Linked DNA regions of Homo sapiens: region 1 is linked to region 2. The links are chromatin loops, found by intact Hi-C in ENCODE. Cell type or tissue: PC-9. All regions are shown on one strand. Links, peaks and the distances in the headings refer to the core of each region. The heading gives the core; the rest is flanking DNA.

What was found. Peaks named below come from ENCODE experiments on the same cell type or tissue, not always from the same donor. Only the 100,000 strongest peaks of a DNase experiment are listed, where the experiment ranks them.
Region 1: a loop joins it to region 2, with 14 times the contacts of the local background. A loop is called at or near these places in 12 of 110 quality-filtered maps.

The regions. Positions count from the first base shown.
Region 1 is chr9:129,375,217-129,387,209 of GRCh38, reverse strand. No RefSeq gene overlaps it. Among named protein-coding and RNA genes, the nearest start is that of LINC01503, 44 kb to the right of the region's middle. RefSeq lists silencers at 3,264-3,383, 3,534-3,753. In PC-9, for the core only: no CTCF peak of the experiment used is centred there; DNase peaks (open chromatin) are centred at 3,449, 4,049 and 4,409; H3K4me3 peaks cover 2,225 bases; H3K27ac peaks cover 2,629 bases.
Region 2 is chr9:129,480,216-129,491,338 of GRCh38, reverse strand. It overlaps LOC124900275 (extensin-like), which reads right to left and starts at 1,390. Exons shown (of 4, transcript XM_047424330.1): 1 at 211-1,390. The coding sequence starts at 858. The coding sequence ends at 256. It overlaps LINC00963 (long intergenic non-protein coding RNA 963), which reads right to left and starts at 2,679. Exons shown (of 5, transcript NR_038955.1): 1 at 2,040-2,679. RefSeq lists enhancers at 1-201, 202-861, 862-1,521, 2,842-3,501, 4,162-4,821 and silencers at 1,175-1,469, 2,474-2,833, 4,935-5,229. In PC-9, for the core only: no CTCF peak of the experiment used is centred there; DNase peaks (open chromatin) are centred at 4,338, 7,188, 7,548, 8,728 and 2 weaker places; H3K4me3 peaks cover 3,773 bases; H3K27ac peaks cover 6,043 bases.

The DNA.
Region 1 (11,993 bases), core at 1-8,000, 100 kb after region 2:
ACCTACACGACTGTCCATGTTGGGTCCTGGAGCCCCCATCTTTTCTTCTCAGGCTCTGTTATTCCTCAATGGATGGAGTTTTGACAAGCAGTCCCCAGGGAGTAGGGATGAAGTGGGCTGTGCATTAAACCAGACTAGCCTGGCCGGGGCTTCTTGCTAATGGCAGCAAATGCACTTGGTGCTGAGGCTGCAGGCCGGTGCTTTGGGGGACCGGTGCTTAATGGCTTGTCTGCCAGGGAAGAAGAAGGATGGCCGGACAGCCAGACGCATAGCCAGGATCAGATGGATGGAGGGAGCAGGAGGACTTACCCCAGCCTGGAAATCCCCCTCCCTCTGGGAGGTGGGGGTGGAGAGTGAGGGGATGTGCAGGAAGGACGCTGCCAGGGAGACTGGCTCTGCCTGAGCCTGTCCCATGGCACATTTTGTCTGCTCATTAATGGTGAAGGTTGTCATTCCTCCGGAGGGGTGGGTTTCAGGTGGGCCCAGCCACAGCCTGCTCTGCCCCAGGGAGCTGGGGATGAAAATCAGGATCCCAGCTTTTTTTTTTTTTTTTGACGGAGTTCCACTTTTGTCGCCGAGGCTGAAGTGCAATGGCGCAATCTCAGCTCACTGCAACCTCTTCCTCCCAGGTTCAAGTGATTCTCCTGCCTCAGCCTCCCGAGTAGCTGGGATTACAGGCATCTGCCACCACGTCTGGCTAATTTTTATATTTTTGGTAGAGAAGGGGTTTTGCCATGTTGGCCAGGCTGGTCTCGAACTCCTGACCTCAGGTGATCCACCCGCCTTGGCTTCCCAAAGTTCTGGGATTACAGATGTGAGACACCACGCCTGGCCAGGATCCCAGCTGTTACATCCTAAGTGCCTGCTGGGTGCCTGGCACTGTGCCGAGGGCTCTATTGAAGTGGCAATAATGACAAAGCCTCCAATAACAATAATATAAACAAATCCTGGAGTGCATTTGGGGGCTGGGCCTATCCCTCCTAATAAATCCGGAGGCTCGTGTGCCTTTGTTCCACAGGTCCTGCTTTCCTGAGGCCACACAGCCTGGTGCTCCAGCCTAGCCCCATCTGCCTTTGACTTTCATGCACACGGCCCTACGGTCACTTCAGCCTCTTCAACCCCATCGCTTAACACTTCTGAGCTCCAAGTTTCATAAAGGTGAAAGGGGACTTTGCTTTTGCATATGTAAAGGAGGAGACACCAACTCAGGTTAGGCCTTGCCTCTTCCAGGAAGTCTTCTCTGACCCTCCCCAGAGTGGATGAGCGCACCTCTGAGAAACAGATTTCCTCACTTATCCTCAGGAGCAAATGAATCCATCTTGTGCCTGATGGTGCAGTGTTGAGGACAGACTCTCTGGGACCCCAGCAGTCACTGCACCACCCTGAATGGGCCCAGCTGATACTGTTAGGAAGGCAAAGGGACGGGAACTGCAGAGAAGCCAAGACAGAGCCCCAACAGCATCATGAGCCTCTGGATCAAACCATGCCTGAAACCCACTATCACCTCTGCATCATTTCCTTACATGAGCCCATTATTTCCTATCTTGGTTGGATTTTCTGTCTGTTGTAACACAGAGTTTAAACTGATACAGGAATTCACCAAACTGTGAAATGTGGCGATTTCAGGAGGGCATATAATGAGGGAACTTTCATTCTCCAATGCACATGTTTTATATCGTCTGTGGTTTTACAGTACGCATATAGCAAAATCAATGTCAGTGCTTCTGTCTTGAGAAAACCAGTGGACCATGAGCCTGCGGCTTGAAGAATCGGGTGGGTGATGGCGTCAGTAACTGAGGAGCAGTGAACTTGGGGGAAAGATGGCAGCTTTGATACAGGGGCATGGGAGATCTGGATGGAGCCACTACATTGGGTCCTTTCGGGGGCTGGTGCCCAGGAGGGAGTATGTGGGGTGAGGGAGAGTCAATGTCGGTGCCGGGTGGCAGGGTTGAGGAAGGTCGCACCATGGTCCCTGGCCAAGGCCTTACTCATTGGAGAAGTACACATTGCTTCTTTTCCCAGGACACTCCCTTTTGGGGCTGTCACCGTGCCTCAAGTACCCTCCTTGTTGGAACTGATGTCCAAGGCTACATGTGAGTGGTAGAGCCCATCAAGCTGCAAATTTCTTGGAAGTGGCCTTCCAGCCACCTCCCATTAGCACAGGAGGCAGGGACCTCTCTGATGGGGTTGACAAGCTGATTCCTCAAGCCTGAATCCATGCTGCAAGGACGGGTGTAAATGACAGTGGCGACATGCTTCTGTCTGAGGCTTTTCACTGCTTGGAATGACATCCCACCGCGCTCTGCTTCATCCTCTGAGGGCCCTGAGATGCAGGCCAGGCAGCCTTCTGCCTCAGTTTCACAGAGAAAAAAGTTCAGGCACAGAGAGGCCTAGCAACTTGCACATAATCACACAGCCAGACAGAACTGGCCAGAATTTGAACCCAGCTCTCCAGCCTTCAGACCTGGCCCTCTTTCTATTTCCACCGGATGGTCCTCACAGCAGGGATTGGGGCAGGGAATCGTACCAAGTGAAAGTCAGCCATTGAGGACTGCGGGTGGGTGGAAGGTGAAGAGGCTCCCTGGAGAGAGTGGAGGGACCCCAGGCGAGGGAAGCGTCTGTATAATCCCCACAACTGCCCTGGCCCAACGCATGTCCTTTGCTCTGCCCTAAGTGCCTGGTCCTGTGCTCTGTATTGGTCATCACCTTGAACCCTCAAACATCTTATTCTGAGCCCATCTTACAGCCAAGAAAATGGATGCTCAGAGAGGTTAAGGAATTTGCCTAAGGTCAATTAGTGAGGAATAGAGGTCTCTGGCCTGTTGGAGCCCAGAGCTCGTGCAAAGGCCCTGAGGTAGGGCCCAGGAACAGGGTGTGTAAAAGAACTGTAAGGAGTGGGTGGGGAGGAGGGGAGAAGCTGCGGAGGTCCCTCTCGGTCCCATCCAAACCTCACTTGCTCAAGCAAAAGTTTCAGGGTGTCGCTTCCTGTTCAGTGGAGCAAGGCCCCGTCCATACTGGCCTCGGTTTCCTTGGGATGGGGGAAAGGGGTGGCAGAAAGCGCCCCCTACCCTACCCTACCCCCAGTCCAAGTCAGAAGAAGTAGCTGCAGCTTCCGGGAAGGTTGTCTGGAGACCCAGAAAGAGAGAGAAGTGGGTGGGGACGAGGGGCACCGGTAATGAACGCGGTCTTCTGCCCGCAGCGACGCAGACTGGGCTGTAATCCGGGCCTCCTGGGCCAGCAGGGCCTGGCGGGCCTTCCCCAGCGCAGGTTCCCATGTTCATTTAGGCCCCGCGACGCCCGGCGGGACGCCCTTCCCTTTAGGGACAGGGGCGCGGGGCGGGGTCGCCGGTCGCGCGCGGGCACACGGGCACGCACACACGCGCGCGCACAGACGCTCCCGGAGCCGTCAGAGGAGGCGAAAGGAACCAAGAAGTGAAAGTGAGCAACCTCTAGTGAAAGAAATAGACATGCACAGACAGCTCGGAAACTGACGCGGTGCCAGCGAGCCGGCCTTCCCGGGCGCGCCCGGGTGCGCAGGCAGCGCGTTCCCCAAGCTGGGCGCGCGCTCGGCGGCCACCGAGGAGGGCCTGCCACTCGCTCGCGTCCCCCCAGTTCCTTTTCCTGCTTCTTGCTGCCTCCGCCTCTCAAGCAGCCGGGAGGTCCCCGCGCGAGGCCCCCAGCGGGCGCCCCAGGATCCATCGGGTCCCCCACGATCCTTCACGCCCTGGACCCCGGCAAAGCGCGGCTGGGCCCAGCCTTGAACCCTGGCGGCCGAGGGTCAGAGAGCTCTGGCGTTTGAGTCCTTTCGCCCACCAGGCCCGGGCTACCTGCAGAGTGGAGGCCTTTGCCCTCCCCCGCCTCCCCCGCCACCCGTCTGCACGGACTGTCCCTGCGCTGCGGCTCCCGGGAGCGCCCAGGCCCTGCAGTGGTCACTGCACAGATGACTTTGGCAATAGCCATCTCTTGGAGAAGGAACTTCCAAGTGACAGTCCTGAGAGGCCAACGGCCAGTCGGCTGATGTGAGCAGCGCCTGGCAGCCTCAGAAGGGCTCACCCTGCCCGCCTCCCTGCCCCCACCCTCCCTGCACTAAACCAGCTTTTCCAGCTCTGCAGCCTGGTCAGGTTTCTGGCAGGTGTGGGTTGTTTTCTGCCCCTGGAGCTTGGGTGGGAAAAGAGAGAGGTCTGAGAAGCTGGGTGCCCACCTAGTGCTCTGCCATGCCTGCATCCCCACTCCAGAGGCCCCCCAGGGACTCTCAGTGTGGAAACAGACCCCAACTTAACAGAAAAGGCTGGGATGCCTGTTGGCTGATGAAGTCAGGCCTTTTGGACAGATATCAAGCAGAAGCCATGACTAGTGATAAGGCTCCCCTTCCCTCTGGGTTTCGAGAGCCACAGTTTCGAGAGCTTGGTGGGCAGTAAACAGCCCCAAAGCTTCTCAACAGACACAGAAGGGTGTGGCTTCTTCCCATTGGGAAGCTATTGGTGGGAGGGTTGCCAGACCCTTCCCAGATCTTGTTTCAGCTGGGTGAGCCTGGGGACACTTGGCCACACAGGGTGTCCCCAACTAAGCTAGGATGCAAAAAGAAAATGCCTTGTCCCAGTCATAGCCCAGTGGGAGACAGAGGGGTAAACAATCAAAATGGGGTGTGAGGACAGCTCTGAAGGAGGCCTGAGCCAGGGGGTGTCCCCTGGAGGCACCAGGAGAAGCAGGGAGGGTGCTCTCAGCAAAGGCAGCCACATGGGAGTCTGGGGGGTGCCCAGGAAGCTGCAGACCCCAGAGGCCCCACAGAGCTCTGCAGACTGCCCAGTTGCAGAAAGCCTAGACCCACCATCAAAATCAAAATAGGGGCCGGGCGCCATGGCTCACGCCTGCAACCCCAGCACTTGGGAGGCCAAAGCAGGTGGATCTCTTGAGGTCAGGAGTTTGAAACCAACCTAACCAACATGGTGAAACCCTGTCTCTACTGAAAATACAAAAATTAGCTGGGTGTGGTGGCACACACCTGTAATCTCAGCTATTTAGGAAGCTGAGGCAGGAGAATTCCTTGAACCCAGGAGGCAGAGGCTGCAGTGAGCCGAGATCGCACCACCGCATTCCAGCCTGGGCAACAGAGAAAGACTCCATCTCAAAAAAAAAAAAAAAAAAAAAGACAAAAAAAAAAACCAAAGTGGGGAGCCCTCGGGGACTTGTGCCTCCTTTAATGCTAAAGATGGACAGACTAGGGGTCTGAGAGGTGGTGCCACCTGCCCAAGGTCACCCCACTGGCTAGTTTGGGCTGGGCCCTGGCACACAGTAGGTGCTTACTAATGGGCTGTGAGGACTGGAATCCGGGGAGCCAGAGAGAGGGCCACCGCCCTTCCGCCCCTACCATCCCACAGATCTTTACTGAGAGCCTTCCACTGCGCTGGGAGCTCAGCCACATGCGGAAGACACGAAGAGCCAGGTAAACAGATGGGAGCGCATGGGGAGTAAGGCCCTCCCGGAGGAGGGAGCCCGGGGACAGAGTACCCCAGGCCTATGCAAAGGCCCTGAGGGACAGAACGTGCTGTGTGGCTGAGCAGAGGAGCAGAGGCCAGGAGGGGCATGCAGGCTGCAGAGGGGAATTTGGGTTTGATTTCAAGTGCATGCCTCACACAGGACTGGCGTGGAGAGGGCAGGGGGAGCTGCCATGGGGAACCCAGGCCTGGCTGCAGCAGGCTGGAGAAGCGGCTCTAGGAGGAGCCTTTGCTCTTCAAGCGCCTGCACCTTTCTCGTTTCCCACCTCCACCCATTATCCAGAAACACAATGGCCCAGAGAAGGGGTTGATCTTCTGGCTCCCCCAGGGGCTTTCCCAGCCCCTCCTGAAGTCCCCTGGACGCAGCAAGGCTGAGCCTCATCACCCTCATTTGCCACCACCAGAGGAGGGTCATCGCCATCATCACCGCCGTCACTAGTGTCCCGGCAGTAGCATTTCTTGAGCGCTCGCTCTGTGCCAGGTGCTGGCCCAAGCCCTTCGTGTGCATCCTTTTGACAAAGCAGTGCTGTGAGCACAGGGCTCTTAACCCCATTTTACAGATGAGGAGACTGAGAGAGGCAGGCATCCAGACAAGATTGCATGCTTGACGCCTCCTCCAGGCAGATGCAGGCTCCAGGAGCTTGAGCATAGCCATGGTATGTGGCTGGTATGTCAGGTGGAGCTGGAGTCTTTTGTGGGGACTGTTGCTGGAGGTGGGAGGGGCAGGGACTGGGATTGGAGAATGCAGAAAGCAGAAAGGGACCAGATGAGGTGGCTCAATGCCTGTCATCCCAGTACTTTGGGAGGTCGAGGCCAGAGGATCAGTTGAGCCCAGGAGTTTGAGACCAACCTGGGCAACAGGGTGAAACCCCATCTCTACAAATAATAAAAAATTATTCAGAAATGTTTGGTTTTTTGTTTTGTTTTGTTTTGTTTTTGTTGTTGTTTTTTTCGAGACAGAGTCTCACTCTGTCACCCAGGCTGGAGTGCAGTTGTGCAATCTCGGCTCACTGCAACCTCCACCTCCCTGATTCAAGTGATTCTCCTGCCTCGGCCTCCCGAGTAGCTGGGACTACAGGCACCCACCACCATGCCCAGCTAATTTTTGTATTTTTAGTAGAGATGGGGTTTCACCATGTTGGCCAGGCTGGTCTCAAACTCCTGACCTCCAGTGATCTGCTCACCTCAGCCTCCCAAAGTGCTGGGATTACAGGTGTGAGCCACCATGCCTGGCCCAGGATTTTCTTTCTGTCCTTGGCGCTGTTTGCGTGATCTTGAGGGCCTCTTTGGAATCTCAGGGATGCCCTTCCACAGACGTATATAGCCCAGAGACTGATCAGTGGACCATCTTGGCATCCATGCCAATTGGCAGGAGTAGCCATGGTGTGACTGCACTGCACAGAAAAATAATAGTTCTTGGAGGCCTTTGTTATAATAGTTATCTCAGGGATTCCATTCTTGCTTTTGATCTGGATGAAAACAAATGGAAGAAAGATGAGTGCCCTCGGATGCCCTGCAAGCTGGATGCAACCTGCATTTTCTGGACCATGTACAGGGCAAAGTCAGATGCTGTAACTAATGATATCCTTCTCCCCGCCGCCCCCCGCCCCCGCCAAAAAAAGCAAAGTATTTGTTTGTGATAAAGTAGTTAATTAAAAAAAATAAAGAAAAAAATTAACTGGATGTGATGGCGCACAGCTGTGGTCCTAGCTACTTGGGAGGCTGAGGCAGGAGCATGGCTTGAGCCCAGGAGGTTGAGGTTGCAGTGAGCCGTGATCGTGTCACTGCTCTCAGCCTGCATGACAGAGTGAGACCCTGTCTCAAAAAATACAAGGCAGAAAGGTAGGCTGCAGGATGCAGGTCAGGGGGAGAGCAAAACGTGAGAGAAAGATATGTTAACTCCTTGCACACAGAGTGTGCACAGGTAAACATATACATGCACACGCTGGCATATAAAAATGCATGCACCTTGGCATGGACATGTGAACGCACACCTGCACACACAAGCAAGCACTGTATGCATGTGCGTGCACACACAAACACACACACATGGATTCACATGAATGCAACACACCACGTGTGTGCCTAGGGGTACACACATGCTGCACGTGCACGTGGACACCAACGCAGTACACGCACACTGAACCCCAAAGCAGGCCATCTGCACATTTCTTTCCTTAGCAATGATCATGGTTCATTCATTCATGCAATAAATGTATGTTGAGCCATTTTTGGTGCCAGGCCAGGCAACGGGCAATGCAGACTGAGCCAGGAGGGCCCCACAGTCCCAGCCCGATTGCCCCAGAGGAGCTCATAGACTAGACCGGGGGCAGGGAGGGGAGCAGACGGTAAGCAGGGAATTAAGCTCTCGTAGGGCATTTGTTCCTGTTGCCCTGGAACAGAAGCACAGAGAGCTCTGGGGCCTGAGAGCCATCTGTGGGGGCTGCCGGAATGAGCAGGAGTGAGGGGTCCAGGGTTTGGGCACATGACATGTCGGGAAGGGATCTGGCCAGGAAAGAAGAGGCTGGGGTGAGGCTCAGACAGGCCTAGCAAATGTAGAGTCTGGGTTTACTGACCCGATAGGCCCAGGAGCATTCCTTTTCCACCCCCTGCACCCACTGTGAGCTCCTGAGGGAGCCTCGGCTGCCCCCTCTCTGTCCCCACCCACTCATCTCCCAGTGCCCAGAACAGGTGAGTGCCTTTCAAATACGAGACTGCCTCTTGAATACAAGATTCTGTTCTGCAGTTGACACAAACAATGCCGTTTTGCCCTCTCCATCCACCTCTTCCCCGCCCCCACCACGAACACACGCAGCCCTCGGTTTCCCCATCTGGGCAATGGGTGTGTACCAGCCCCTCCTCACAGAGCTGTGAACTGAGTTAGTGGGAGACTGTGTTTCACAGAGGAGGTTGCACCGCTCCTTGCTCCTCTAGGCAAAGAGCAGCCCCTCGGAGGAAGCCCACGACACCCCCTCCCTGATGCAACCCTGGATGCTCACCCATCTCCCACCACACACGTGTATGTAACCCCCCGACTCCACACCTCACATAGACCCCCACCACACCTACCCTCCACCACTCCCCACGCCCCCCAACACACACACACACTCGCCGCCCTGGGCAGCCCAGCCAGTCTCGCCTTCCCCCGCTGAGCCCCCCTCAAATCCTGGACCCGGCAGTGACAAGCAGGCGCGGCCCGCGGCCACCCCCACCCCTGGCTGCAGGGCTGTGTTCATTGATCCGAAGATGCTCTTTCCTTTTCCTCAGGCGCTTCTCTGAAGGATGGAAAAATCGATGCCCGCAGAAGCACAGGTGCAGGGAAGGTACGGACAGTGCTGGGGAGAAGACCAAGGGCAGGGGAGAGCCAGACGCCGGGGTCCAGGCCGGCTGGGCTGCAGCGGGCTCTTTCTCACCTCCCAGAACCACCTCAGAGGCAGGCGTGGTCAGTCCAACCGCCAGCGCTGTTTTGTCTTTTAATATTTTGCCCTGACGACAAGAGCTGTATGTGCTCATTGTAGAAAATAAAAATCACTGAATCCATCCCCAGAGGTAACCTCCCTGCTAACGTGCACAGTAAATCCTTCCAGGCTTTTTTTCTCTGCACACTGAATGTGCTTTTTATTTTTGCAAAAATGGTACGTGCTCGACTGCTTTTTCCACCCAACACTATGCCACCGACATCCTTCTGTGTAAAGACCTGTCGTCAGCATCTTGGTATCTGAAGGCTGCACCATGATCTGTCTTGTTGGGTGGTAAAGGCATAGCACAAGGGTTAGGGTCAGAATCTTGGCCCCTTGCTATGTGACCTTGGACTGGTGGCTACACCCTCTGACCTCAGTGTGGTCCTCTTCTGGGAGATGGGGTTACTAAAGCCTGCGTTATAGCATTGTGGTGAGAATTACATAAGAAAACGGGCAGGAAGCACTCCTTTCATGTGGAGTCCGTCGAAAGCACACTATTGGCTGTGGCTATGATTATTTTTAATCTTTATCATTATACAGCTAAACAATTGTTTATTCAATCCATCCTATTATTGAACATATAGGTTGTTTACTCAACTTCCTTTAAAGAAGAAGGCTGCGGTGAATGTCCTTGCTAAGGGATCTTTGACAAATTCTCAATTATTAATCTTGAGAAATTTCTAGAAGGAAAGAGATGCACGTTTTAGGGCCTGTGCTACATTCTGCCAAATTACCCTCCAAAATGTCCCGATGACACTCTGTATTGGCTTCCTAGGGCTGTCAGACAAATGACCACGCACTCGATGGCTTAAAACAACAGAAATTCATTCTCTCACAGCTCTGGAGGCTCAAAGCCCAACATCGAGCTGTCATCAAGGCTGCATTCCCTCCCAAGATTAGAGGGAAGAATGCTTCTTTGCATTTTCCAGCTTTTCTCAGGGCTGGTATTCCTGACTGGTGGACTCATCACTCCAGTCTCCTCCTCTATCTGTCTGTCTGTCTTCTCCCCAAGTGTCTTATTCCAGGATAACCTCCTCATTTCAAGATCTTTAACTTGGCCAGGCAAGGTGGCTGACACCTGTAATCCCAGCACTTTGAGAGGCAGAGGTGGGAGGATTGCTAGAGCTCAGGAGTTTGAGAACAGCCTGGACAACACAGTGACACCCCCCATCTCTACAAAAAATAGAAAAATTAGCTGGACATAGTGGCACACACCTGCTTTCCCAGCTACTCAGGAGGCTGAAGTGGGAGGATTGCTTTGGTCCTGGAGTTTGAGGCTGCAGTGAGCTATGATTGTATCACTGCACTCCAGCCTGGATGACAGAGTGAGAACCTGACTCAAAAAAAAAAAAAAAAAATCCTGGCTGGGAGTGGTGGCTCACGCCTATAATCCCAGCACTTGGGGAGGCTGAGGCGGGTGGATCACCTGAGGTCAGGAGTTTGAGATCAGCCTAGCCAACATGGTGAAACTCCATCTCTACTAAAAGTACAAAAAATTAGCCGGATGTGGTGGCGCACGCCTATAGTCCCAGCTACTCAGGAGGCTGAGGCACGAGAATCATTTAAGCCCAGGAGGTGAAGGTTGCAGTGAGCCGAGATCGCGCCATTGCACTCCAGCCTGGGCAAAAAGAGCAAAACTCCATCTCAAAATAAATAAATAAATAAATAATTCTTACCTTAATTACATTGACAAAATGTACCTTTTTCCAAATAAGACAGCAGGCGCGGTGGCTCCTGCTTATAATCCCAGCACTTTGGGAGGCCAAGATGGGAGGATTGCTTGAGGTCAGGAGTTTGAGACCAAGGGAAGAGGGATTCTGTAGAACCCCTTTTCCTTCACCACACAGGATATTTTAATCTTTTTGAAATTTTTGGCCAATTTGATAGGGTAAAAGGATAACTTGTTTTAACATGTATTTCTTTTGTTGTTAGTGAAGATGAACCTACTCTCATATGCTTGTTGGCTTTTTTTATTTCTTATTTTGTGAATTACTAATTCATGTCCTTTGCATATGTCCCTATTAGGTATTCACTGTCTTCTAATGGATATGTGAGAGCTCTTTGTAGATGCAGGATATTGAGCCTTTATCATCTCTTGTAAATATCTTCTTAATTGGTCACTTACTTTTTAGGGCTTTTTTTCGTAGTTCTTCCATGTACATAACTTTCAAACTTTTTCGTAGCAAAGCTTCAGGAGGATTTTACCATCCGTTGAATAATTAAACAGGCCTTTCCCATCACATTCTTTTCATCTAGCACTTTTATAGTTCCACTTTTATATTTAAGTTTTCGTTTTGTCTGCAATTTATTTTAGTTATGGTGTATGTTAAGGCTAACAGCCTCCCTCCGCCCCCAGATATTGAACAGTTGTCTTAATACCATTTAATAAATAGCTCATCTTTTCCCTACTGATTTTAAATGATGTCTTTATCATCTATTAAATTTGACTAACCTAACCTAGCAGACTGAGCTAATGTTGACACTGCTCCTGCTGAGGAATATGGACAAAATTTAACAACAACAACAAAAAAAAATTGATCTTGAAAGAAAAAATGGGAGATCACCCAGTACTGGAGTTTGGGAGGAGGCAACTGGAGCAAGAAGCCATTCTGTAGCTGAGAACCCAACAAAAAGCAAGATCCTCGCTGAACAGGAGCTCACAGCTAAAAATGCAAACCGCAAAATGAACTGATCCTCAACAGGGAGTGTCAGCAGACAAAACAAGAAGAGGATTAGACCACCAAGAAATTGGGATAAGAGCACACTCCGAAAGAGACTACAAAAGAAGTGTGCTTTAAATTATTAAAAGAAAAAAAATAAGAAAATGAAAAGACACCATGAAAAAAGAGGCAGCCAGCCCTAGTGGCTCACGCCTATAATTCCAGCACTTTGGGAGGCCAAGGCAGGCGAATCATTTGAGGTCAGGAGTTCAAGACCAGCCTGGCCAACATGACGAAACCCTGTCTCTATGAAAAGTATAAAAATTAGCCAGGCATGGTGGTGAGCGCCTGTAGTCCCAGCGGCCACTCAGGGGTCT
Region 2 (11,123 bases), core at 3,124-11,123:
GCCAGGGGGGGGTGCTCTGCTGGACTGGAGGAGCCGATGTGAGCCCAGGCCACCCATGGAGGCTCCCTCTGAAGAGAGGGAACAGACAACCCAGCCACTTGTCAGGAACCCCGATCAAATACCCCACCCCCAAGGCTCAGCACTAAGTGTCCCAGGGGCCTGATTTGCAGGAAGGGCAGCAGGATGCTCACTTGGGGGTGGAACACTCACCTGAGGGAGGAACTGTACCTGCCGAGGCTTGGATTACCCACAAACTCAGCCCAGCAGGAGCCCGCTGGCTGTGCTAACAATGTCCTCTGTGACGTTGCTGAGATTCTGCAAGGTTCTTTCAGTGTTAGCCCATTTTACAGAGGAGAAAGTTGAGGCTCCAGACAGATGTGAGCTTAAGCCTCTGGCCCAGTTCAAGTTTCCAAATATTCCAGAGGCCAGGGCCTGGGGCGGGGTGTGGGGCACCCCAAAGTCCAGGTGAGGGTGACCTGAGGGTGAAGTCTGGGTCTGGAGAGGCAATAGAGGGAGTGAGGACGGCTCCTGCCAGAAACAGGGGAGGGGTGTTTGAGACCTTGAAGGAGGTGGGACTGTGACAGTGGTGACTGTGGGAGGAGTCCGGGTCCAAGCAACAACTGGGAGAGACTTGGTGCAGGGCCCTGAGCTGAAATGGAGGAAAACGGAGCTGGGTGGGTCCCTGCCCTCAATGGGGGGTAAATGCTGAGGCTGGGGGCACGAGCCCAGAGGAGGGCACCAGGGCAGCCCAGACATGAGCTCTGTGGTCTGTGTGTGTTTACTGTGTGGCCAGAGCGTGTGAGGAGTGTGTGGAACCGTCTGTGTGATGTGGGAGTAGGGGGATAAGTGTATTGGCATATGGAGTGGGAGTGTGTATGTGTGCACGCATGCACCTTTGTGCCTGTGATCTGCGTCATGCAGTGTGTCTGTGCCTGTGTGGGATGTGGTCCCTGTGATGTGGGGCGTGTATGTCGGTGTGTGTGTGTGTTGTGGGGTAGTGCTAACCGGGACACTCTCCAGGGGAAGATCCTAGCTCGGATGGAGGTGGAGGAGTTAACCAGGAGAATGGGAGAGGGACCAGCACGTGCAAAGGCCTGGAGGCATGAAGATGGAGCCTGGAGCACTGGAGGACTTGAAAGTGGTCCAGTGAGGCTGGGAGTAGGGAGGGAGAGGCAGGGGCTGGGAGGGACAGGGCAGGCCTTCCTCCACCAGTTTGAATTCCGTTAGCTTGAGGGTGTGTACAGCCAGGAGGGGTGGAGGGGCTGAGAGGAGGCCGAGCCACCACTGACCAGGTGGAGGGGTAGGGGGTGAGCCTGGACCGGGGCAGGTGCTGGGTGGAGGTGGGGGAGTGAGAGCCAGAGCTCTCAACCAAGCCTCTGGGAGGCCGCAGGGCCTGGGATCGCAGACCCGAGCCTAATCCCTGCTCAGCCCAAGAGCTGTAGCCAGAAGGTTCTTAGTTTCCCCTCAGTAAACTGAGGTTCAGGACATTTCTGGGGCACTTGCTCTGTGTGACTGGGCAAGGGCTGGGCAGGCATTTCCAGCATGAACACGCTTTCCCAGGCCCACTGGTTGGAGGGCACCGAGGGGAGAAGGGGGACAGAGGAAAGGAGCCGGAAGCAGGATCCAGAATTTGAACCTAGGTGGTCTGACTCCAAGAGGGCCCTCTCTCTCACTTGACTTCAATAGTGACATTAGCCAACTTCAATAGTGACCCCAGGCGCGGTGGCTCACGCCTGTAATCCCAGCACTTTGGGAGGCCGAGACGGGTGGATCATGAGGTCAGGAGATGAGACCATTCTGGCTAACACGGTGAAACCCCGTCCCTACTAAAAATACAAATAATTAGCCGGGTGTGGCTGCGGGTGCCTGTAGTCCCAGCTACTCGGGAGGCTGAGGCAGGAGAATGGCGTGAACCCGGTAGGCGGAGCTTGCAGTGAGCCGAGATCGCGCCACTGCACTCCAGCCTGGGGAAAGAGCGAGACTCCGTCTCAAAAAGAAAAAAAAAAAAATTGACCCCAGTAGTGACAACAGTGACTCACCTGCCCCATGGGCTTCCAACTGCGATGGTTGTGCTCTCCTTTGACCCTGTATCCTGGGGGACTGCATACGGTAATTATATTGTTACTGCGCCTTTTTAGAGATGAGAAAACTGTGGTCAGTAGCAGAGTGGCCTGACCAGGGCTCCAACTCCCCCGTCCTACTGCAGATGATGTGGGGCAGTTTTCTTAGCACAGGCTGGAAAGCTCTCTTAGGTAACACGTGGATGACAGCGTGTGACCCGGCAGAAAAGAATTGTAATTCCGGGTGGCTGTACGACCTTGGACGGTCCTTTTGCCATCTCTGGGCCTCGATTTACCCAACTGTACAATTCGCCCCGTGAGTCTAGGAAGATTTGCTGAGCGTCTGCCAACTGGCAGATGAGGAACCGAAGTTCAGAGAGTTGAAAGCACTTGCCCCAGGTCAGGCGGCCGGCTTCGAAGCCGGATTCCGAAGGCGTGCCCTGCCCTCGGCCCCCAGCGGTGTCGTCCTGCCCCCAGGGGGCCGCGATGCGGGGCCGTTCCAGGCCCTGCCAGCCTGACGTCAAGCCCGGCCGGCGGGGCCTCGCTCTGCACAAACAGACGCCGCAGGCCAGCGTCGGGGCCGGGGGCGGCGATGACTCAGGGCCCCGAGACGGGCCGGGAAGCGGAAAGTTGTGTGCAGATGACATCAGCCGGCCGCGAGGGCGGGAGGGGGCCGGCTCCGGGAAACGGCGGCCTGGCGGGCGGCCCGGGGCAGGGCGTGGAGAGGCGGCCGCGGGGCGGGGGCGGGGACGCCGGGACGGGACGCTCGGGACCACGAAAAATGTCCCCACTCCCGCCCGCCCCGGACCCAGGCCCCGGAGCCCGGCCCCGCTTTTCGCCGGCGAGGAGCGGGCTTCACCCGCCTGCAAAGACTCCGCGCTCCCCCGCGCTCCGGAGGCAGCCGCATCCATCCTGCTGCGTCCCTGCATTTTAATTACCGCCGTATTAATATTCATGAGCCGGGACTCGAGGGGGACCGCGGGCTGTCATTTCCCTCGCCCGCCCTTCCCCCACCGCACCCCTCTTCCCGGGCTGAGTCGTGGGCTTTTTTCCTCCCGTTCTCAACCCCGCTCGCACCAACCGTTGGTGCGCAGCAGATTTGGGGGAGGGGGGTTGGTGTGAGTGTGAGCATGAGTGTGAGCGAGTGTGAGTGGGGAGGGGCCGAGTGTGAGTCTGTGCCTGTGTCTGTATGCCTGTGTGTACGTGCCTATGTGTGCCTGTGTGTCTGTCGGCAATCCCAGGGCCGTGTGTGCACATGTCTCTGATGTCTCTGTGGGGCTTGGAGAAGGGCCAAAGTCTGTCCAAGTTAGCAGGGCCTGACTGTACAAATGGGGAAACTAAGGCCTGGAGAAAGGCTGGGCCTTGTCCAAAGCCACCCCATAGGTCAGTAGCACAGGGAAGCCAGAGCCCAGGGTCTTGCGTTTGGCCGACTCTGCTCCCCGACTCTCCCGTGCTGTTGTTTGTAACAATGGCAGACAGGATGTGCTGAGCCGGCACCTCTCATATGGCCTTCCCAGCAAACCTGTGCAGCACGTGGTCCTATCCGTCCCCCGTGCACATAGGGAAACTGAGGCAACTGGTCCAGCCAGTGAGGGGTGGACTGGAGCCCAGAAGTGTCTGAATCCCAAGTCCCTGGGTTTAACGGCCCCACTGTGATGCCTCCTGGGGAATTGTGGAGTGTCCTCACTGGGGTGATCCGGGGGTACCTGGAAGTTCCTGGGTGCCCGGGCATCAGGGGGGTGTTTCCCCAGAAACACAGCCCACATTCTGTTTCCCTCCCAAGTCAGTCATCAGATGAGGCTGCCTTCCTGTGGCTCTCCCAGTCCCTCTCTGTCCTCTCCCCATCCCTGAAGCCTCCCAGGAGCTGCCCTGCACACCAGGCCTTCCTCCCTGGGCCTGAGGTCAGGCAATCACTCATTCATTCATCCAACAAATGCTTCAGTGCCAGTCACTGTGCTAGGCACTGGGGATTCTCTGCTCCCTACTCTGGTCATCTCTACCTGGCCTAGGAGCCTCCAGGCCCACAAGGGGGCTGTTCACCTCTGTGTGTGAATGCTCACTAGTGGTGGGGGACTAGGGGCACCTGTGCACAAAAGACAGCTCTCACCCAGCCTTGCCACAGAGGTCTGGGGTGCCCACATATTCAGTGGCCAGAAAGGGGCTGCGATCATCTTAGGGCTGATGGGGCGGTGGCCACACTAGGCAGCCTGAATCTTTGATTCTCTCTCCTGCAACTTGTCCTCCTCTGACTGCCAAGCCAAATAACCCCAGGGGCTGGTCAGCCTGCCTTACCCCGGGTTGAGCCAAGGCCGTCCTCCCTCTCACGTCCAGCCTAGAATAGATGGACTGTTCCCTCCTCTCTGCCCACGCAGGGCTGGGCTGGAAGTTGTGTCCCAGCCATGTCCCCTGAGCCTTTTCTCCCCTCCCTTTGGGAGCTCCGCAGGAACACAGAGAAGAGGACAGGGGTGCAGCCAGAGGACTCGGGAGAGGAAGCGATAATTTAATTGGGCTTCACGGGCTAAATAGGAGTTTGCCTAGGAGAGGCGGCCCAAGGACAGGGGACTAGCTCAGAGGGGTGCCTACCTGCAGCCCCCATTCTATAACAGGAACCAGAGCAGGCCAAAGGCAAGAGACCTGGGGAGACTGGGAGGACGGATTTTCTCCTAAAGGGCCCCAGGCAGTACAGCCTAGTGGTCCATCCGCACTCTTGGGTGGGTCCATCCTGGGTGAGAATTCCCCCTCCCTCCTCACTGTGAGGGCCTCTATTTCCTGATCTGCAAAACTGGGAAAATAACATTTTTTTTTCAGGTTTATATTCAGATCAAGAGACACTGCCTGTACAGCACCTAGCACGGTGGCTGGGGCTCTGTCATAGGGTGATGTGTCCTCACGGACGTAGGGAGGCCTCTGGAATCACTGTCCCCATTTGGCCCAGAATGGGATTTAAGGATCAGTCTGTGTCCCACAGTCTAACCCATGGAGTGGAGTTTGGTAGGGACAGACTGCTGGGAGGAGGGGGAACAGCCTGAAACTGTCATGGGTCAGGCAAGGCTCAGGCTCTAGGTAAGAGAGGGATCTCAGAGGCCGCACCGCCCTGCCTGCTGGGCTCCTTGTAGACCTGCCAGATGGCCCATCACCCAAACAGCCAGACCTGCAGTGAGAGGGGCAGCCTGGCCCGCCAGCTCTGGGCTCCCTCCTGCTGCCTGTGTCTCTTTGCCTCCTGGCTCCCCTCTGTCTTTTGAAAATGTCCTCCCTTCTTTTGTTAGAATAGTCATACCTATACAGGGCAAACACACACACACACACACACACACACACACACACACACACAGACAAAAAAACACAAAACCATTTTTTTTAAAGGAAGCATTGTAAAAGTTCATGCAGTACATCCTGACGCTGTCATTCTAGGTTTCGTGTACATTTCTGGGACATTTCTCTGCTTATGGAGCTGTCTTTGTAAAACTTCCATAGGATGACATCCACCTCTGCTCAAAGGCCTTCGATGGCTCCCCATTTTTATAAAGCAAGGTAGCTTCCTCCAGCCTTTGCAGGCTGGCCCAGGCTCGGCAACACCATTCTCCTTCCCCTCCCCATTACCCTCCCTGACGCTGGGCTGCGGGCCCTTCCTCAGAGCATGGCCTCCTCTCCTGCCACCATGCCTTTGGCTTTGCTGTGCCAACCTCTGGGAATGGCCCAGTGCCCTCCACTGAGATTTCTCAAGAGCAGCCTTTGCTGTCCCCTGGCCTCTGTGCCTCCCCCACCAGCTCTCCTCCCTCCCCATCCCCTACACCAAAACCCACCTCTCTCTCTCCCGGTGCCCTCAGCTCTGGTGGACGCCTCTAGGGTGCTGCTTTTCACATCTAACTCTCAGGAGCGCCTCCTCCAAGTCTTGTGTCCCCACTCGGCTATGAGCATCTCAAAGGCTGGGGTCCTGGCATCTTCGTTTTTGTTGCCACCTACCTTGATGCCCTGCACACAGTAGGGACTTTAAAATGTTATATTAAAAAAATTAAAGTTGCTTTTTCTCTTTTTCCTTCTTTCTTTCTTTCCTTTTTTCTTCCTCTCTCTCTCTCTCTTTTTTTTTTTTTTTTTTTTTTTTTGGCGGAGTCTCATCCTGCTGTCCAGGCTGTATGGAGTGCAGGGGCGCGATCACGGTTCACTGCAGCCTTGACCTCCCCAGGCTCAGGTGATCCTCCCACCTCAGCCTCCTGAGTAGCTGGGACTACAGGCGCGCTCCATCAGGCCGGGCTAATTTTTGTATTTTTGTAGAGATGAGGTTTCGCCACGTTGTCCAGGCTGGTCTCAAACTCCTGGGCTCAAGTGAGCCTCCAGCCTCAGCCTACCAAACTGCTGGGATTACAGGCGTGAGCCACTACACCCTGCCTGCTTTTTCTTTAGGGATTCAGGCTCTAAGCCAACAAATGATGGTTTGAATCGTGACTCTATCATTTCCTAGCTGTGTGTCCTTGAGAAAGTGAATCAACCTCTCTGAGCCTCAGTTACCTCATCTGGAAAAGAAAGTTAATAATAAAATCTCCCTCCACGAGTAACAGTGATTAACAGTGCATGTAAAACATCTAGCACCGGCCCAGGGCAGAGAGTAGCCAGCAAGCTCTAATGTTACTCCGTTTTGTCTTATTCAGTCTCATTCAGACTTGTCCAAAGTCACCTGTCCAATTTTGGGCAGTGCTGGGACGCTCCCCCTGTCTCTTCCCCCTCCAATGCTACTTCCCTGTAGTGGGAGAGGGTCCCAGGCCATCATCTCTGTTTTGCAGAGGAGAACCAGGTTCAGAGAGGCCGAGTTGCTCACCCGGGATCACACAGCCCTGAGAACAAGGCAAGGGTCTGCCTGTTTGCTAAGTTCCATGTGAGTTCTTTAGGTTGCTCAGGATAAGGATGGCCTCAATGAGACCCACCGTCCTGACAGAGGGGCTCGTACTCTTGTGGCCAAGAACTGGCAAGGTGGGCTCCTCGGGGGCCAGGGAGCCACCGCAAGTGCTATTAAGTGGAACATCACTAAGACAAACAGCCCGCATTTCCTGGGTGCTTTCCCCAGGGCAGGGAGCTGTGTCAAGTGTTCATGGGCACAGTCTCCTTCCATCCTCACAGCAACCCTATTATCCTGCATTCCAAGGATGGGTGCTCCCTCAGATCCCAGGTAGGGGCTAAACGAGGGGTGGCGCCAGCACCCGAACCCTGATCTTGCTCCTGCCCTGAGCCTCTGTGGACCACTGAGAACAATGGGCTTTTACCTGTGCTGTATCAGCTCTGGGGCTCAGCAGGAGGCCAGGCTCCACCCCCCAACGCCCCCAACCCAAGTTGGGGGTGCTGCTTGGGTCTCATAGAACATCTTGGGGTCCCTCCCCAGCCCTGGCCCCACAGAGCCGACCCAGCTGCGTCTCTGAGCCGCACCCAAAATCTTCCCAGCTTTGCCAGGGAGACTGGAAATTTCTGCTCAGCAGCTTCGTCTGGGATGATTTCGACACTTGGCTCGATGGGGTCGAGAGGAGGAGCCAGGCCGCTCAGCCGCTCAACATTCTGGAGCTCCCCTTGGGTCACCGGGAGGGGGGCTTTGCTAGGCGTAGATGAGCCCCTCCGAAATGGTAAAATCAAGCAACAGTGACCAAGTACCGAGCGCTTACCGTGTGCTGGGCCCTGTGCCAAGTCAGGACTTGCTGGGCCTCACGGAACCTTCCGGCGCCCGGGCAAGGCCAGCACTGTTACCAACTGTCTCGCGGACTGCTCCTAACTGGGGGCTCTGTTAGCATCCAGGAGTCTCCTCCTCGGATACTCTGAGTACCCCCTCCAGAGACCCCAGGCACCGGATTCTCTGTACGGGGCCGCTGACGTGCCCAGCCCTGGTGAACCCACCCTTCCAGACACTTCCACCCACGCCCGGCCCTGGGGCTGGGGGCGTCGGGCAGAGCGCCGGTGAAATTCTGCCAGTGGCTAAGGCGCCTACTGTGCCCCTGGCTCTGCGAGGGTCGGGGGACTGTCACCAGGCCCAAAGTCGCCAGGGAGGAGGGGCGTGAATGACGAAGCTCAGATCCGGGCAAAGGATCGGAGAGGTGATTAGACACCCCGGGCAGGCAGCGGAGGCCGGCCCTGCTGAGCGACCCCCGTTAGCGACGACCCTCAGGGGCTCAGGCTCCACGCCCATTAACTGGGTATCAGTCCCTTCCATCCCGGGGAGCCGAGCTCCTGGGAAGCAGCGCCTGGGGGCGCCGGCGACCGGCTGGGGCCGCCTCCCTGCTCCCCCGCCCTGGGCCCGATCGCCGGGCGCGAGGCGTGCAGGGCGCGGCGCGGGCCCGGGCGCCCAGTTCAGCGGAAAGGAATGCCTTGCTCGGCGGGGGAGGCCGTGGCCCCGAGGCCGTGTCCACCCCCGCCCGCCCCGGGCCTCATTTACTGCGGCTCTGAAGCCCGGCCCGTTTCGCCCGCCGGGCCCCGCGGGGTGACTCCCCCCACGATTGCGGTCCCCCGCCCTCCGCCCGGCCGCCGCTGGCGGACCCCAAAGTCGGGGCGAGTCTCCAAACCGGGGAGCCGGCCCCGCCCCCACGCCGCGGCGGCGCCCTCCCTTCCCCCTCCCCGCCGCCCGCCTCTCCCCCTCCCCCCTCCATAACTCAAAAGCCTGTCAAGCTGGTTCCAGACTCCTGGCGCCGGGCTCCGCTCCAGGAAAGAAAAAAAGGAAAGAGAAAAAGGGAAAAAGCCGGCGCGAGGGAGCGAGAGAGGCCCGCGGAGCAAAACCGTGCGCCCCGGCACGCACAGCCCCGCGGCCCCCGACCCCCCACGCCCCTAACCCTAACGGGGATCCCAGTCCTAGGGACACCGGGCGCGTGCGCGACCCCAATCAGTTATTTATGGGCGAATTAATTATGTAGCTGCCATGGGCGGGGGGGCCGGCAGGGGCCATGCGACGCGGAGACCACCCGGCCGCGGTGGCGGCTCTCCTGCCGGGCCTCGGGGTCGGGAGGCGTCCCCACGCCGCCCGGGGAGGATCCCGTTGTGAGAAAGCTGCCTCGGGGTGGGGTCCGGGAGGAGCGCGGGGGAACCTGAGGAAGCGGGAGAGACGGCTCGGAGACCTCCCAATTAGACTGGGAGGGGAGAGGGGGGCGGGCGACGGAGCTGGAAAGAGCGGGCCGCGGAGACCGGGGCGTGGGAAGAGCCTGGCCTAGGCATTTCTTCCCTTCCTTCCTTCCTTCATCCCCATCCTTACTGCGAGCCCACTACGTGCCACTGCGCCCACAGCAGAGGGCGGTATTAGGGAGGGGTTAGGAGCAGGAAGGAATTTCGAGGTACAGCTGGGTCCAAATCCGGATTTGTATCCTATACTCCCCTGCTGTGTGGCCTTAGGCAACGGCTTGCCCTCTCGGAGCCTCCACTTCCTCATCTGCCAGTGGTCTTCAGGACTTGGGAGATGGGGCGCTTGGGCAGAGAGTTTGTGGGGGCGCGGTCGAAGGGAGGTCCTGTCCTTGGGAAACTTTACATAGAGGGGAACATGCCCAGTCCCCCAGTATTCCCCATCTCGAAGCCCCGACTTTGGGTCTCATATAATCTGCCTCTCCCCGGGGCCCACACATTTGAAGGTCGTTATTAAAACCACACCACCCCCAAGGCCACTGCTCAGGACGCTCACCCCTAGCTGGCTTCTCACCAGCCTGGCCCTGCAGAAGGTCGTGCATATGGCAGCCAGAGGGGCTCAATCTAGTCCTTTTACTCCCCACCTCCGCTGCCTCCCCCGACTCTGCCCTTCACATCCCCACCTGGGTTCTCCTTCCAACCTGCTTCTAGTCTGGGCTAGGGAGATTGGAGCCCTGAGGCCATGGGGGCTACGGGGCAGTGAGAACAGGGGTGGGGGCTCAGCTGGCCCTCCCTGGACAAGTGTCCCCCTTATCTGGAGTGTCAAGGCGTTCTACTTCCAAGACTCAGAAGTGAAGGAGGCTTCCGTTTGCGACCCAGGATTGCCTAGGGGTTTGCCTGTCTTCTTTCACCAAAACTTGCAATAACTCTGTTAGGTGAATGGGGCAGATCCAGGTTTTATGGGGCCTGAAGGTTTTACAATCCTGGGGACCCACTTGAAGAAGAATAGTGCAAAGTTATGAATAGGCGGTTAAGCTCAGGGCCTTGGTAAATGACAGTCCCAGGAGCTAAAGCTTCATTAGCCCCTCGGTAACTCACCTCTGTAGATGGACAACACAACTGTCATCCCTTTGCAGAGGTGGAAACAAAGCTTAGGCTGGCCCAAGGTCACAACAGGTAGAAAGGACAAGCTGGGATCAAACCCAGGTCCCACCCCACAGGCAGCACCCTGAACTAACTGCCTCAGTAGGAATGCCACCTTCCATATCATCTACCCCATGCCACATCTCACCTGTCCCCACCAGTGCCCAGCCCAGGCAGGGTCAGTCAGAACAGCCTTTGCTTCCAGAACAGTCTGTGTCCCTCCCTCCAGAGGCCTCCATGTCCCAAGGCTCAAGCCTCAGAGATACTGTCTTGTGACAACACTCACAGATCTAGTAAGTAGGTCTCTTCTAAACTTTTGATTCCAGCAATGGTAACCTGCTCACTCCAGAACTCCAGCTCCCCCGTCCACCTGGAGGGAGCGCACCCCTGTTCCCCGGTGGGCTCCCTGGTGTTCGGGGCTGGATCTGTTTTATTTGGCTCAGTATTCCCCGCTCTTGACGCAGTACAGACATACAGCCGACAGAGTGACTGTAGCAGTAACATCTATTCCCAACCTCGTGGAACAGGATGTTGTTAAACTGCGGATTCCCGGGCCCCCCTCAGATTCTACTGAATCAGACTCTCTGTGCACAGGGCCGGGGACTTGGCATTTTACAAGCTCTTTTGGGTGCATCTTAACCATAGTAAAGTTCGAGACCACGGACCTACGGCCAGAAAGGACCAAATGGTTGTGTCTAGACCAAGGCCTTCTCACCAGGGGGAGTTATCTCCCCTAAATCCGACCGATTTCACCAGTTCCCCAGGCTCTTCTGGCTGAGATCAAATTATTTCACTTATCAGGCCAGGCACAGTGGGTCATGCCTGTAATTCCAGCACTTT